Linked DNA regions of Homo sapiens: region 2 is linked to region 1. Evidence: read pairs that join two places in POLR2A ChIA-PET (ENCODE). Cell type or tissue: PC-3. All regions are shown on one strand. Each heading gives the region's core, and the rest is flanking DNA. Links, peaks and the distances in the headings are about the cores only.

The links. Peaks named below come from ENCODE experiments on the same cell type or tissue, not always from the same donor. Only the 100,000 strongest peaks of a DNase experiment are listed, where the experiment ranks them.
Region 2: POLR2A ChIA-PET joins it to region 1 with 6 read pairs; 2 of 35 experiments call an interaction of 5 or more read pairs at or near these places.

Annotation. Positions count from the first base shown.
Region 1 is chr5:149,005,812-149,012,120 of GRCh38, reverse strand. It overlaps SH3TC2 (SH3 domain and tetratricopeptide repeats 2), which reads left to right. Exons shown (of 17, transcript NM_024577.4): 14 at 1,729-1,851; 15 at 3,120-3,270; 16 at 5,044-5,240. Among named protein-coding and RNA genes, the nearest start is that of MIR584, 53 kb to the left of the region's middle. In PC-3, for the core only: no CTCF peak of the experiment used is centred there; a DNase peak (open chromatin) is centred at 4,790; H3K27ac peaks cover 1,373 bases.
Region 2 is chr5:148,786,769-148,794,657 of GRCh38, reverse strand. No RefSeq gene overlaps it. Among named protein-coding and RNA genes, the nearest start is that of ADRB2, 36 kb to the left of the region's middle. In PC-3, for the core only: no CTCF peak of the experiment used is centred there; DNase peaks (open chromatin) are centred at 2,767, 3,127, 3,827 and 3,977; H3K4me3 peaks cover 1,060 bases; H3K27ac peaks cover 2,500 bases.

The DNA of each region.
Region 1 (6,309 bases), core at 3,615-6,114:
GGGCTTTGAAGAGAGAAAAGCCTAGAGTCAAATCCCAGGGCCATCACATATGGACTGACTGTGTGACTTTGGGCTTGCCATATGACATCTCTGGGATTCAGTTTCTTCATGGGGGAACTGAACTCTATCTTTTAGCATAAGGATTAGTAAAACAAAAATTATATATCTCACTTGCATAGTAGTAAATGCATAGTAAGCATTTATTAAGTGCTCAGAACTTAGTAAATGTTTAATACATTATATTTTAGTGTTTTATTACTATCTGTACAATATCGATGTTAAATACTGTGGTGATATGTAAGATGTTTAATTCTACAAAAATATACCGGTTTTTTTCTTTCCCATGTTTTATTTTCTCTCTTTTTACTTCTCCTTATACTAGCACATAAACTTGCACAAATTCACTTCTACTGAGACTTAATAGCTGCATAACCCTGATTGCATGCTTCCTATGTACAGGAGACTTTGCCAAACACTTCACTTGCATGACGTAGTTTAACCCTCATTATAAACGCAGTAGGATTTTCCATTATAATTTCCATTTTACAGAGGAAGCTCAGAGAGGCTGAGTAATTTGCCCAAGGTGATACAACTGGTAAGTGGTGGAGCTGAGAACTGCACACAGTGTGACTTAGAGCCTTCACTCTCAGCCTCTACGCCATCTGCCTTGCGATTTTTGGGCTGAAAGGGTTTCCAGAGAGCAGACAATTCAGTCTTCTCCTTTCATGTTGTGGGAGACTGAAGCCCAGAGGGCACTGTTCCGATTGTGCATTGTTTTGGTGGCAAAGCCTCCTGACTCCAGGATTCCATCTCACTGCCCCTCTCTCTCTCTGTAGCTGCCCATGCAATAACACAGCAACTGCAGCATCTTGCCCCAGTGATGAAATGTTCACTGGCCAGAACTGGTCCCAGGCCTCACCCAACCCCAGGCTGCCACCTAACTGATGTTGTGCAGGGTCAATTCCATGGAAGTGAATCATTCTGGACCTGAGGCTATTTGAGGTCCTGTAACTGTGCTGCAGGTGCAGTGGTATATTCTTTACTCTTCAACTTCCTTAGCACATTTTGTGTAGATGAAATCCAAAATAGCTTGCTAGAGATAAAGAAGCTGTGGAGGTTAGGGTACTGGGATGGAAGACACCAACATTTGTTTGCCACTGACTATTGGCATGAAGCTGGGGAGGTTCTGTTTTCTTTTGAGCCACACTATCTCCATCTGGAAAGTGTAAGATGTTGAAGTGGATCACTATTTTTCCATTTCAGTTATTTACATATTAAATTCATAGTTTTGCTATATACATGTACCTTCTATACCATTGTTTACTTCTTTTTCTTTGACTCAACATCAAATCAACGTAGCTTTTTCTACACTTAGCCTTATTCTACACAATACTATCTAAAGTTGCAGGTTGGATGCATTATTAGTTTTTTTTTTCTAAAACACATTAAAATAAATACTTAACTAGTAAAACAAAATGTTTTTCTATATACTGTTAAAAATAATCTAGCACCACCAAAAGCAATCTCTCATAACAGGATGGGGAAATGCCAGACTGGAGAATGTCTAAAGTCCTCTTACCAGCCCTAGGAGTGTGAAGACATTTAGGATTTGGGGGACTTTAGCAGAGGATTAGTTGATTTAGGTGGTCTGCGTCTTAGCTCTGCCAGTCCTGTGGAGGTCAGGAAGCCCTCCTCTCTGCCTTTAACAGCTGTCTCTGTCCCACCTAGGCAGCCATCCAGACAGCCCTGAAGTCAGAGGAGCCTTTGCTGGCTCTCAAACTTTATGAAGAAGCAGGTGATGTGTTCTTCAATGGGACCCGCCACAGGCATCATGCAGTGGAGTACTACCGAGTAAGTCCAAGCTGTGCAGTTTGCTGAGACAGGTCCTGGCACGGGCATGGGAAGGGTCAGGCTGGACTTCGGCCTGAGTCCCTCTTCTCCTCTCTTGCTTGTATTTCATTTTTCTCTCTTTCTTGTCCAGTGCCCACCTACTCACTCTCTCTTCAACCTAGTGGGAGCTCAGGGAAGGTTCTGATAAACTTAGTCATTCTCAGGCTTGATAAGTTATCCTTCTTCGGATAATACATCAAAATAATTGAGTCCAGGAGATCAAGACCATCTCAGACTCTTGGGTGCATGGTACTTTATGGTCTGCAGCACACTTTTGAGTTTACCAGTGTTTCCCATTTACTACTGGGGGTGTGGTGGGAGATTATTTAAAGGGTTATGTAGATGAATGCTTTTGTTTGATCATATTTTTAATAAGCATGTATTAAAATATATTTTTTAAAATTAAAAATATATAATACAAGCTCATCAAACCTATGACTTCACAGATATTATTGCGAAGGATGAGGCAAGAAAAAGAGTTGATGTTAAGAATAACACAAATTAAATGAATGTCCAGATATTAAGCAGATATGTCAAAAATTGTGATTGTTGTTCATCACCAACTGAAGTTTAGGAAGCCTCATTATCTAATTTGATCGTAAAATTTTATTCATTCAGATATTCATTTATTTATTTGTTCAGTTGTTTATTCAGTCATCAAATGCTAGCAAATACCCAGTCTGTGCCAGGCACTGAGCTAGGGGTGGGGAAGAACAGGGAACGCGTCTCTGACTGTTGAGGGGCTTATTTTCATATGCATTTTGTAGATGAGAAAACTAAGGTTCAGAAAGATGAAGTGATTTGCCTAAAATTCTATCATGATAAAAACATAGAAATGACCACTTTTTGAGATATTCCCACACTATGCGTGTACTCATGTGTGCTTCATAGATAGCACCATGGATGCTAGGGGAGCACACAGCTGAGAAGGGAACGACTTTCCACGTGACCTTGGGAAAAGCCGCTTCCCTTTCCTACTCCAGGTTTCCCCAATTATAGGAAGCCCAATGCCCTCTACTTCTTCTACTTTAAGATCTGGGCAAAACATCATGAGCAAGGATCAGGAGAGAGAGGGTTGAGTAAAGGCACACAGGGAAACATGGCTGACTCCCCTTTGTTTTAGTCCACTGCCGTTCCCCAACCCCTGCCTGTAGAAGATAAGTCTCCTAGCTATGGTATGCACTGAGGATTCCTAGCTAGACTAAGGTTCCTTGGGCTTCTGTTCCTAGGCTGGAGCTGTTCCTTTAGCAAGGAGGTTGAAGGCGGTGAGAACTGAGCTCCGGATTTTCAATAAGCTGACAGAGCTGCAGATTAGCCTCGAAGGCTATGAGAAGGCTTTGGAATTTGCCACCCTGGCCGCCAGGCTCAGCACAGTCACAGGTGGGTGGTCTTCACTATTGGGTGTGTTGAATGAGAGGGGTGATTAGTCAAGGATAGACAGCAAAGCAATAACACCGCAGGCCCTGGAGTCAGACTGTGTGGGTTCAAATCCCAGGTCCAACTGTCAGAGAGACCTTAGTTAAGCAAGTTGCTTAACTTCTATAAGCCTCAAGCTTGTCATCACCAAATCAGGATTAAAAATAGTGCCCACCTCATGGTAGTTGTTATGAAGACCAGTGATTATCCATGTAACAGCCATAGCACAATCCTGGGTACATGGTAAGTCCTTGGTAAGTGTTGCCTGTGCCACACTATTATTATATTACAGGTGCTGTTGTTCCCCAAGTGTAAAGTAAATGATATTTTATTCTCTTCATAAGCTATGTTCCCATTGCAAAAGGACTGTGCCCTGAATTTTAAATTAGTTAATTTTTAGTTAAAAGTGCATTTTCCCATGAAGCTAAAATGTAAATGAAGGTCAGGTTCCCATTACCCTAACTCAGAACATAGCTGAATATCTTGTGTTTATGTCAAAAGCTAGTGGGAAACAATAATAGTCATCAGAACAGATAAATGGCAGAATAAAAAAGATTTAAAAACCCCTCATCTTGAATGTTGGTGTTTGAAGAAAAGCAGGTTTGATAGAGAAGCCTTGATTAGATGTAAGGGTAAATGTAATATTCTGTGATGATTCCAGGAGGGTCTTCTGGGCATTTTCAAGGGCATCGGGTGTGGATGATACCGGACTTTATTTTGTCTAATTGCATTCTTGAGAGAGCCTTCCCTCTTTTCCCTACCTTTTTCCTTATTGCATAGGATCTCATCTGAGTGACTGTGTGCTAATCTCAGGAAAGGCCTTGGAGGCCCCAGGCAGTTCCTCTGAGCACTCTTTATCCCTCACTGGATGGGAGCTGAAGGGAGGTTGTATGCATCCTTTATATAAGTACTTCCCCTGTGGCTGATTTTTCCATATCAGAGAATTTTCTCTCTCTTAGATTTTCTTTTTTAATTTTGGCTTTTGGCTCTTTGAAGCTTAAAAGTGATGTTTTTAGATGGTATCCCACAGCCACCTTGCAAATATTCCAAAGACATGATTGTAAGCCTTTGTTCCCTGTAAAAGATTGCTCTGTATTAAAACAAATCCACCAAACAACAAGTCATAGACCCGTTAGAAACCAGCATTCTAAAGCATGGTTTAAGTGTGAACAGGTGTTTGTAGCTTATCTGAGACTGACAGTAGGTAAAGGGGCCAAGGAGAGACTGCTACATGGTGGTACCCAAGATAATTCTCTGAAGAGAGAGACTTTTGTGTGAGGAAGACATTTATTATACAGAGTGATTTATTGCAATTCTTAGCTACTCCATCAAGCTAGACTTGTCACCATGTCCCATTAAAAGGGTTTAAGAAGAATTCTTTCTCAGAATCCTGCATTACAGTAGCATCTGCAATAAGGAGAAAATTTTCTTCTGGGAATCACTCCAGGAAACCTTGACCCATCCTCTACTTAGTCACTCTTATAGAGCCCTGCATTTTCTTTTGTAGCATTTATGACATGTGTAATGTTACATTTGTTTGTGGGATTATTTAAGGAATGTCTGTCATGTGAGACAATAAGCTTTATGAGTACAGGCACCTCTTCTGTCTTATTTCCTATGCCCCAGCACAGTCCCTGACATCTAGTAGACCTTCAAAAAGTTTTATGGAATGAATGAGTGAACAAATGATGCAAAGTGTTGGTTGCAGGATATCTCTCTCAGTCTTCCAATTCTTAGGAGATCAGAGGCAAGAGCTGGTGGCCTTTCACCGCCTGGCTACAGTGTACTACTCCCTGCACATGTATGAGATGGCTGAGGACTGCTACCTGAAGACCCTGTCCCTCTGTCCACCATGGCTGCAGAGTCCCAAGGAGGCCCTGTACTATGCCAAGGTGTATTATCGCCTGGGCAGACTCACCTTCTGCCAGCTGAAGGTAAGAGCCAGACTTCCCAGATTTCCTGACAGCCACCACCCAACCATTCTCCTTCCTGACTCAAAGACAATGAGGAGCCTTTGTGGTGGAGCTGAGAAAACCAGAGTGCCAAGATGAGAAGTCTTGTCTCATAGGGTGAGGAGTGGCTTTACAGGGGACATGGAAGCTCTTTCCACTTAACCCTGCTGAAGATCTCAAAGGTGCTCCCATCTTCGCTGAGGAGTAGACCATGGTTCCTCTTTCTCCTTGCCTTGCCACCATGTCTGTGGCTTCTTTATCTGTCAGATACTACAGGCACATTGCCTGTAAGTCTCTCAAGGGCCTATGGAAATATACAAGACCCCAAAACAAAAGAACTATAAGGTCTAAAATGAAGATCAAAATGAATACTTAAGAGTTTGTCCATAAAATGTTACAGACCAACTAGTCAACTGCAACTCATTTCTTATAAAGTAATGTAAAGCTACATTTTATGAGAAATGTGGGTGCATATTAACATGTTTGAGATAACGAGGTATGGGGCCTTTAAACTAAGTATACTTAGATCTTAAGAAGGTTTTATCCCTGCTTCTCTTGCTTGCTGAATCTAGAACTTCTTTTTTTGCTTGCTTGCTTTTTTTTTGGGACAGGGTCTTGCTGTGTAGCCCAGGCTGGAGTAGCATGGCTCAATCTTGGCTCACTACAGCCTCTGCATCTGGGGCTCAAGCAATCCTTCTACTTCAGCCTCCTCAGAAGCTGGGACCACAGGTGCACACCACCACACCTGGCTAATTTTTGTATTTTTTGTAAAGATGGGGTTTCATCATGTTGCCTGTCTCGAACTGCTGGACTCAAGCAATCTGCCAATCTTGGCCTCCCAAAATGGTGGGATTACAGGTGTAGTAGGCCATTATGCCCACCCCAGAACTTCTTATTATTTTGGTGACTTCTAGAGTTGTGTTGGTTGCAAATCTCTGTTACAACCCTGACCCCCAAACTGTGTCCCTAGGATTGGCTTCCTTTTACTAGAGGTCCCTGTCCCCTGAAGCACAACCCTTAATCTCTTAATATAGTGGCTTCTGAGTCACTC
Region 2 (7,889 bases), core at 2,622-5,121, 220 kb after region 1:
AATACTTTCTGATCCCACATGCTGCTGCCTTTATTTCATAGTCTTTGCACTACCCACATTGAGTTATATATTCATTAGATTACTTATTTCTTGTTTTCCTTTCTCACCAGAATGTAAGACCCAAGAGGGAAGGGAATGTGCTTGTCTTTTTCACAATTCTATCTCTGGAGCTTGGAAGAATGCCTGGCACATGGTAGGAATTCAAGAAATATTTATTGCATAAGTGAAAAAAAGATGTTTCATCAAGGTTCAAATTCTGGTTGTTTGCATGACTTGGTGGAATAGCTGAGCCTCTGTTTATGTTCTTCTCCCACAGAGCTAATTGCTTTAATAAGTGACACTGCAAAATGGGCATAATAATAGTACTTCCTGCATATAGCTATGGTGAAGATTAAATGAACAATGCATGTAAGATATTTGATACAATGGTAGATACTATTCTTTCATTTTATTTTCTCATTACTGAGTCCATTATCTAGGACATAGCAAGAACTGAGCAACTGTTAGCTAATATAATTCTTAACTCAGATGTCTTCTTTTTTCTAAAGCTTGTAGACTGATTTTTAAATCAATTGGTCAATGCATGTTTTCAGAGGCATTTTCTGTATCTGGCATTCTATTAGGACTTGTAAGGAGATACACAGACATGTGAGATATGCCCTTGAGATGCTTGTAATTTAGTTAGGGGCAAAGCATAAACATATAATAATATAATTTGAAAACTGGGCAGACTATGAAAATTGAAACCTAACTGGAAATGATGAGAAGCACCTGGATAAGTTGTGCTTTGAAGGATAAGCACTTCCTTCCCTGCAGGGAGAGAAAAGGGCTCTCCAAGAATGGGGAACAGAAGAACCAAGGGGCAAGGTTGGGAAGGGAGTGTTGTGGTGAGGAAGGCTGTGGGGTGAGCAATAGGGAGGACAATGACATGTGGCAAGGAAAGGTGAAGCCAGGGAGGCAGCTTAGGAAGAGTCCAAAGGCCATGGTCACTATGATGGGATGGCATAGAGGCATAGGAAAAGACAGACTGCTAGATGTCCTGCCTTGGATGCCAGGGGTGGAGGTGTCTGTAACAGAGATGGGGGGGTCTACAAGGAGGTGGGTAGGGTGGAAGAGGAATTAGATTATGTCATAGACAGGAAGAAGAGTCCTGGGACTATATTCCTGGGGGAGGTTGAAATGGATGAGTAAGAGGAAAATTTGGCTTAAGAAAAGATGTTTTTTCAGAGATTGGAGATGGGGTGGTAGGAGGGTAACACCAATGATGGAACCAGTCATGCATGCAAATCCACTGATAATGGCTGCTCTGTAACATGCCCTTGTCAAAAGCATAATCTCCTCTAACCCCCACAGTGGTTCCTTGAGACAGGTCTCTCTGAAGCTTACATAAAGGCCAACTTGCTTGCTTAGGCCCACATGGCCCTAAGAGCAGAGCCTGGATTTGGACCCAGAGAGTCGGTCTAGAGGGCCCACTCCCTAGGCCTTTATGCTGCTCCCTTGTCAAAGGCTGGGGATGGCAACCACACATGCAAGAGAGAGGTTAGGGCCACCCTCCCCAGTTAACTCACAGAATGAATCACAGGCATAGAGGAAAATTGGGAAGTGGGGTTAGGGAGAAAGGTGGTGGTAGGGTCCTTCAGGGTGAGCTGGGGATTTCAGGAAAGAAGAAGTTCAGAAAAAGCACTGTGGGAAAATATGTTAGGAAGAAAAATGAGAAACAAGAAGCCTGACTCAGAGCAGGATGGGGAGCTGCTCACAGGGGCCAGAGAAAGTCGTGTGAGGTGAACCCTGGAGACCCACAGTAAGGCTCATGTCCTCCTCGCCGTGGCAGCTCTTTCAAGTTCTAGGAAGGAGGTTTCATGTCTCATACCTCAGGATGCATGTGGCTGTTTCTTCGGCTGCACATGGCTGTTTCCTGGGTGGATAACACTCTGCTTTGGGGCCTGCTGAGGGTGCAGTGAGTTGTGGTGTTCTGGAAAAGTGTGCACCGTAGGTTCCTGAAAGTCAGGCCAGGCCTAGGTTCAAAGCTCAGCTTCTCCTCTCATTAGCTGTGGAGCAGCACCTACTTCAGAAGAAATTTGTTAGAATTATATACGATTTCTAACATAGGCTGCCACAACTTACCTAGCATATATATTATAGCTTCACCATGTAAATGGCTATACCAAATACATTTTTAGAAAAGACTCAAATCATGGCTATTGGTTATTGATTTGAAAAGAATTGTGTTCTAAAAAACTCTATATAAACTATAAAGCTGTAGGCATTAAGTAGATATATATCACTATTATTTCTTGTTATGAGGCAAGTAATGGTTTTATACTAGACCCAGTTCATTGGGTTAGCATTTTGCTTGTCCTTTCGGCATGTCTCTGATTCTTTTTTCACTGAATGACACTTAGCAGTTTACACAAAGTGCTTTTCACTTATATTATCTCACTTCGTCCTTAGAGCAAACCTATCAGGTAGATGCTCTAATTATCCCCATATTACAAATGAAGAAGACCGAGGCTACTACACAGAAAATGGTTGCCTCCAGGCCACGTGGGATTTATGCTTCTGAAATCTGTTGGTTTTTGTTGTTGTTGTTTATCTGACAAATCCCCTGCCAACCCTCCACAGAACTGTTGTGGTGATTAAATCACAGAGGTCGCTGTGCCTTTGAGGTAGGAGACTGGAAGCTTGCCTCTGCTGTATCACCTTGGCCATGTGAAAAATGCCACAGTGGGGTGTGGGTTTGGGAACCAAGGGTATGGAGCAGAGGAAACCAAGACAACTTGGCTTGAATCCCGGCTCTGCCAACTCAGACAAGTCACCTAACCTCTCCCAAACTTCATTTCCAGTCACTTACCATCTCTGATTCTTAGCTTCTAGATACATTGAATAATTGTCTTTACCAGTGGGGTTGTTATGAGGATATAAGAGGATAGTATGTCTGGCATTGATCCTAGTTTAATGTATACTGAATTAATTACATATTACATTGCCTTTTATTTCATAGTACCTACCACTGATGGATAAACCACCTATTTGTCTTTTATGCAAGGGGATCCCCTCTCATTCAGCTTGTTGATAGATGTAGTGAAACCTCCTTAAGTCATGAGGAGCTTAGTCTAGTGGTTAGAGAGCAGAACTGAGTCACAAAGTCTATTTCCCAAAATGAGTCACTTTGTAGCTAGCATTTTGCTTTAGTAAGAGTCAGAGATGGAAAAAGGGGGACACATTGGTGGGGTAGGGCTGTGGATGTGGGTGGGGGATGGGACCCCTCCTTCCTGTGGTGAGCAGCTCTGGAGTCTGGCTTGACCACCTCTCTTCCTTCAAGACCAGGTGGCGTTTCACTGGATGAATTATTTCAGTTTATCATTGCTCCTGATGTTTACATGTTTCCAGTTTCTTTTTACTACTCCAAGAATCTACTTTTGGAAACACCAGTCATACTTGCTGTGTGACCTTAGCCAGGTCTCTTCCCTCTCTGGTCCTCATTCTAATAATCTACTAAGTGGTGGGATTGTGTCTGGTGTCTCTAAAGTTCATTTCACTTTGGCGTTCAGACCTCCTAGGATGGAGGTTAGAGTTCTAGGTGTGTTCTCGTGTGCCAAGGAGAAAGAATGACCCACTCATTGCACCCATCATTTCCTGGATCCTGACACATCATCCTGTAATTTCAGACTGGCTCCTAGGGCACCTCATGCCAGCTGGTTATTTTCCATCCCACCTATAGTGCTGCCATCCTCTAAGCACAAGAAAAATGGTGCTGGCACTGGAGAGGGTTAGCATTTTTAAAGGAGCCCAAATAGCCTTAGGGCCACTTGTTTCTTCAAGGCCCCAGGTGACAGTTCAAGAGCAAGTGAGATGGTCTTAACTTCACACAAAACCATTTATCAGGGAGTCACTTCCCATTTATGGCTGGTTGTTTTGGTTACCAAACAGACGGACATACATGGAATTATATTTCTCTCTCTCTCTCGTGTTTTTAATACTGAGGTGGGGCCATTGTGGGATTAGCTTAGAGCCATGAGTCATTGGGTGCAGGGCATGTTTCTATTTGTCGTAGCATTTTATTATTATTATTGAAGCATCTATAACCGCGTGGGAACTGGAGCCCAGCTTGACCACCTCTCTTCCTTCAGATGGCCTCTATGTTCCTACATATGTCATAAGCAGCGTGAGCAACAGCTACACACTCATTCGATAATGGAGGACATGCCAGTTGAAGTTGGGTCCAGAATTCTTCATACCTGACTAGCCTGTGGGCATATAATGGTTAAAATTACTGGAGAAATTTCAATGAAGAGGGGGAAGAAAAAGAGAGAGAGCACTGATTTGGGAATCAGGAGTTTAAGCTTGATTAGTAAGCATTACATAAATTTGGGTCAATGATTTTACCCCTTTAGGAGAGTAGGGTGATTGGGGCAAAAAAAGGAAATAAAGTTTGTCTAGTTTTCCAGACCAATTAATTGGTAGTAGCTGTCTGATGCGGTGTGCTGAGAATTATGGAACATCATTTGGATCCTTGGGAAGAAGATCCTTGGAAAATGAGCAGCATTGAAGCTCTGTGAGAAGAATCTTGAGTCCCATAGTAATGTCTGCCAAGGACTCTGGCGGAGGAGAGACATAAAGGGAGTGGGGAGTGTTTGCCATTCTGGCACTAGATGATCTTCAAAGTCCCATACAGATCCAAACATTTCATGGTTAGAAATTAAAGAAAATAAACTTGCTCAAATTTGTTACCACTTCAATTTTTCTCGTTGGAACTTTGTTACCAGAGCATATAATTTTCAGACCTAGCTTCATTACTGGCAAAGGGAATATCTCTGGAACTTTTGTTATGTGCACCACAGATATTAGCGCTGCTTAAAAGTTCTAAGTAAGAACTATAAGAACTCCAAGTCGTCATAAAAGAGATGTCTTCTACAATTGTTAGGGGGCTGAACATAGGATGGTTGAACAGTTTGTGCAGTTTTGGAAAAATTGTGTTCCATGTAACTTACTGTTTTTATACTATAAACTGCAAAAACAACCTCCCACCTCCTCGTCCCTTCAGCTTCTTCCAGATCTGTGCTCATATTTGGTGCATGTGTTTAAAAGGCTAAGAAATACTGCCAGCCATAAAGTGTAGGCAGTTCTTCAAGGAGAGTAAATGATGTTTGGATGCAGGGAGAGGTAGCTGGCTCAACAGAAGGAAATGTAGGAGTCTTTGTTGAACACAGTCTCCAATAAACCAACAGGATTTTGGGGCTTCTAAAAAGCTCATCTAATGTTCAGCTAAATTAAGAAGTTCCATGAGTGTAAAATCCCCCCATACTCTAGTCTAGCGGGTCCAGCCTTGGACAATTATATTCAGGCCTGAGCATCACATTATCAGGATGGTGAGCTATTTAGAACTATGTATAGTTATGCACAATTGGAAGATTTAAGAGAGTCAGGATTCCATATGGGTGTCTCTCATTTCTATTGTCTCTGTTCAGCCCTGTTTCCTCCTTCAGCAGATGGGTTTCTTCCATAATGACATAGGTTAGGTTCCCTGGGAAAACAAACTCTCCGATGGAGATCTGTGTGGACACCAGCTCTGAGAGAATGAAGGAAGCAAGAGGGGAAAGAGGGAGAAGTTGGGCTACAGTGCCTTCACAACAATTGCCTCATCCAATCCCATGGGGATCTCTGGAGCTGCGATAGCTCTTCAAGATTTTCCCAAATTTAAACAGAGGTATCAGGTCTTTATACCTCTATATTAACCAATTATTGGATGTGGCTGGCTGGGAAACCAAGGGAAAGGCAGCTTCCTTGTGCAGAGAAAGATTCAGCTGTGAGTCGTACTAGTGGCATTTGCGGTAGTCAGTGTCAATGCATCAGTCCTGATCTGGTGGCATATCTAGAGGCCCATCATGGGACCCACTACGATGAAGATATGACCACTAGTGGCCGTAGATTTACATTTGTCTAGCTCTATTACTTCAAAAAGAAAAGATTCTATATTCCAGCTTTAATCTTTAAAAGTCGTGGAGGAGTGCTCTGATTGAATCAGCTTGGGTCAAAAACTCTAGCCAGAAGTTAAGGAATTATGATTGAATGACTTTGAATCTTGTTGACTCTTATGGCAAGGTGGATGAAGCTGGGTAACAGAAAAGAGGTGAAGCTCTATGGTGAGGGGGCAGCCACCCAGGTGTAAACGCCCTCATCTGTCCTGGGAATGAGGGAGGTCACTGGGACTAAGTAGCATAAGAGGGCAGAAAGAGCTAGCTCAGCTCCATGGACAGGGTGTTCTCTCTTAGTAATTACAAATGCCTTCTGTTGGGGAGAAGCTCCCATAATAAGAAACATTTCAGCAGAGGTCATATGTTTCCTTCTTTCCAGTCTTCTTTAGAAAAGTTTCCCTTATTTGGATTACATCAGAATTAAATGAGAAGCTTTAAACTGATACCGATCATTGGGCTCCATTACTAGAGATGCCGATTCGATAGGTCTGGTGTGCGGCCCAGGACTCAATGTTTTAAAGACTCCTCATTTGACTTTTATATGCTGTTATGTTTGGAAACACTAGCCTATGGAGCCAATATTTTACCAAAGCTGCTCTGCTTGAATTGCTCATGCATTTGGAGCTCCAGGGGGAGTGTGGGAGGAGAGACAAAGGAATTGTGCTTACTTTCCCACCTTGTCACCCCTTATCCCAAAGGTGATCCCTGAGTCATCTCTGTAGAACAGAATTGAAGATTACTAGTCTAGATTTCCAGATTATCTTTCAACTACAAAAACTTATTGATACCGTGGATATTCCAGGTAAAATAAAGCAATAAATTTATGCATTATTCTTTGCTGTTTCAGACATCTGCTGGCATTTCTGAACTGGGATTTATTTGGTGAAAAGAAGAGGTTTATTAAACTTGTCTTTTATTTATAAATGCTTTCTCAGTTCAGCATAGGGACATAACTTATTGTGGGTCCAAGAGTAAAGAAAGAGAAGTAAGTTAACTGTGGAATCTCTGGAGTCCTGACAGGTGTTTTCTGATTCAGCAAAGGAGATAATTTGGGAGTAACTGAAGATGGTCTTCCTTTTAAAGAAAGTACATGCTTATAGAACTGCCATGTTTTGAACATGTCCCCTGCAAAGTTCAGGTGCTGCCAGTGTTGCAATTAAGAGGTGGAGACTTCATGAAATAATTAGGCCCTGGGGCTGCTCCCTCACTAATGGGATGAAGACCCTTTTAAAAGTAGAGGCTTTGCATAGGCGTTTAGCCGGCTAGCTTCTGCCCTGTGAAGACTCAGCAAGAAGGCCCTCAATGGTCATCAGAAGCCGGAGCTTTAATCTTAGACTTTCCAGCCTCCAGAACTGTGAGAAATAAATTTCTGTTCCTTATAAATTACCCAGTCTCAGATATTTTCGTTATAGCAGCAGGAATGAACTAAGACAAGAACACTGCCAAAGACACAAAAATAGAACTTTTTTGAAGCTATTAACCATGCCTATAATTTCTTTTTATTTCTGTCAATGTGCAAGCAGAGATTTTGCTCAGCTCTAATACTTGGGTTAATTTTTTCCACTTAGCATAATTTATATGTACATCTTTATGTATCCTTATGGCCTTTGTAGTTTTACAATTTTATGGCTACACAATAGTTGATTGCTTTAAGGATACCATCGTCGGCTTTATCTCACTCTAAGCTGGGGCATTTGGGTGATTTCCATTTTGCTATTAAGCATTGCATTGTGGTTTGGTACCTATCCTTGCCTGTAACTGTACTTCCAGAATCCCCAGTGCCAAAATTCCTTTCCCTGACTACAAGCTTCTCTCTCAGTTTCCTCAGTTCCCTCATATGTGATCCAATGGCCTGCCAGTCTGGCTCAACCCCCCTACTGCTTTTTCTATTCCAGCTAAGGAGCTACTGGTCAC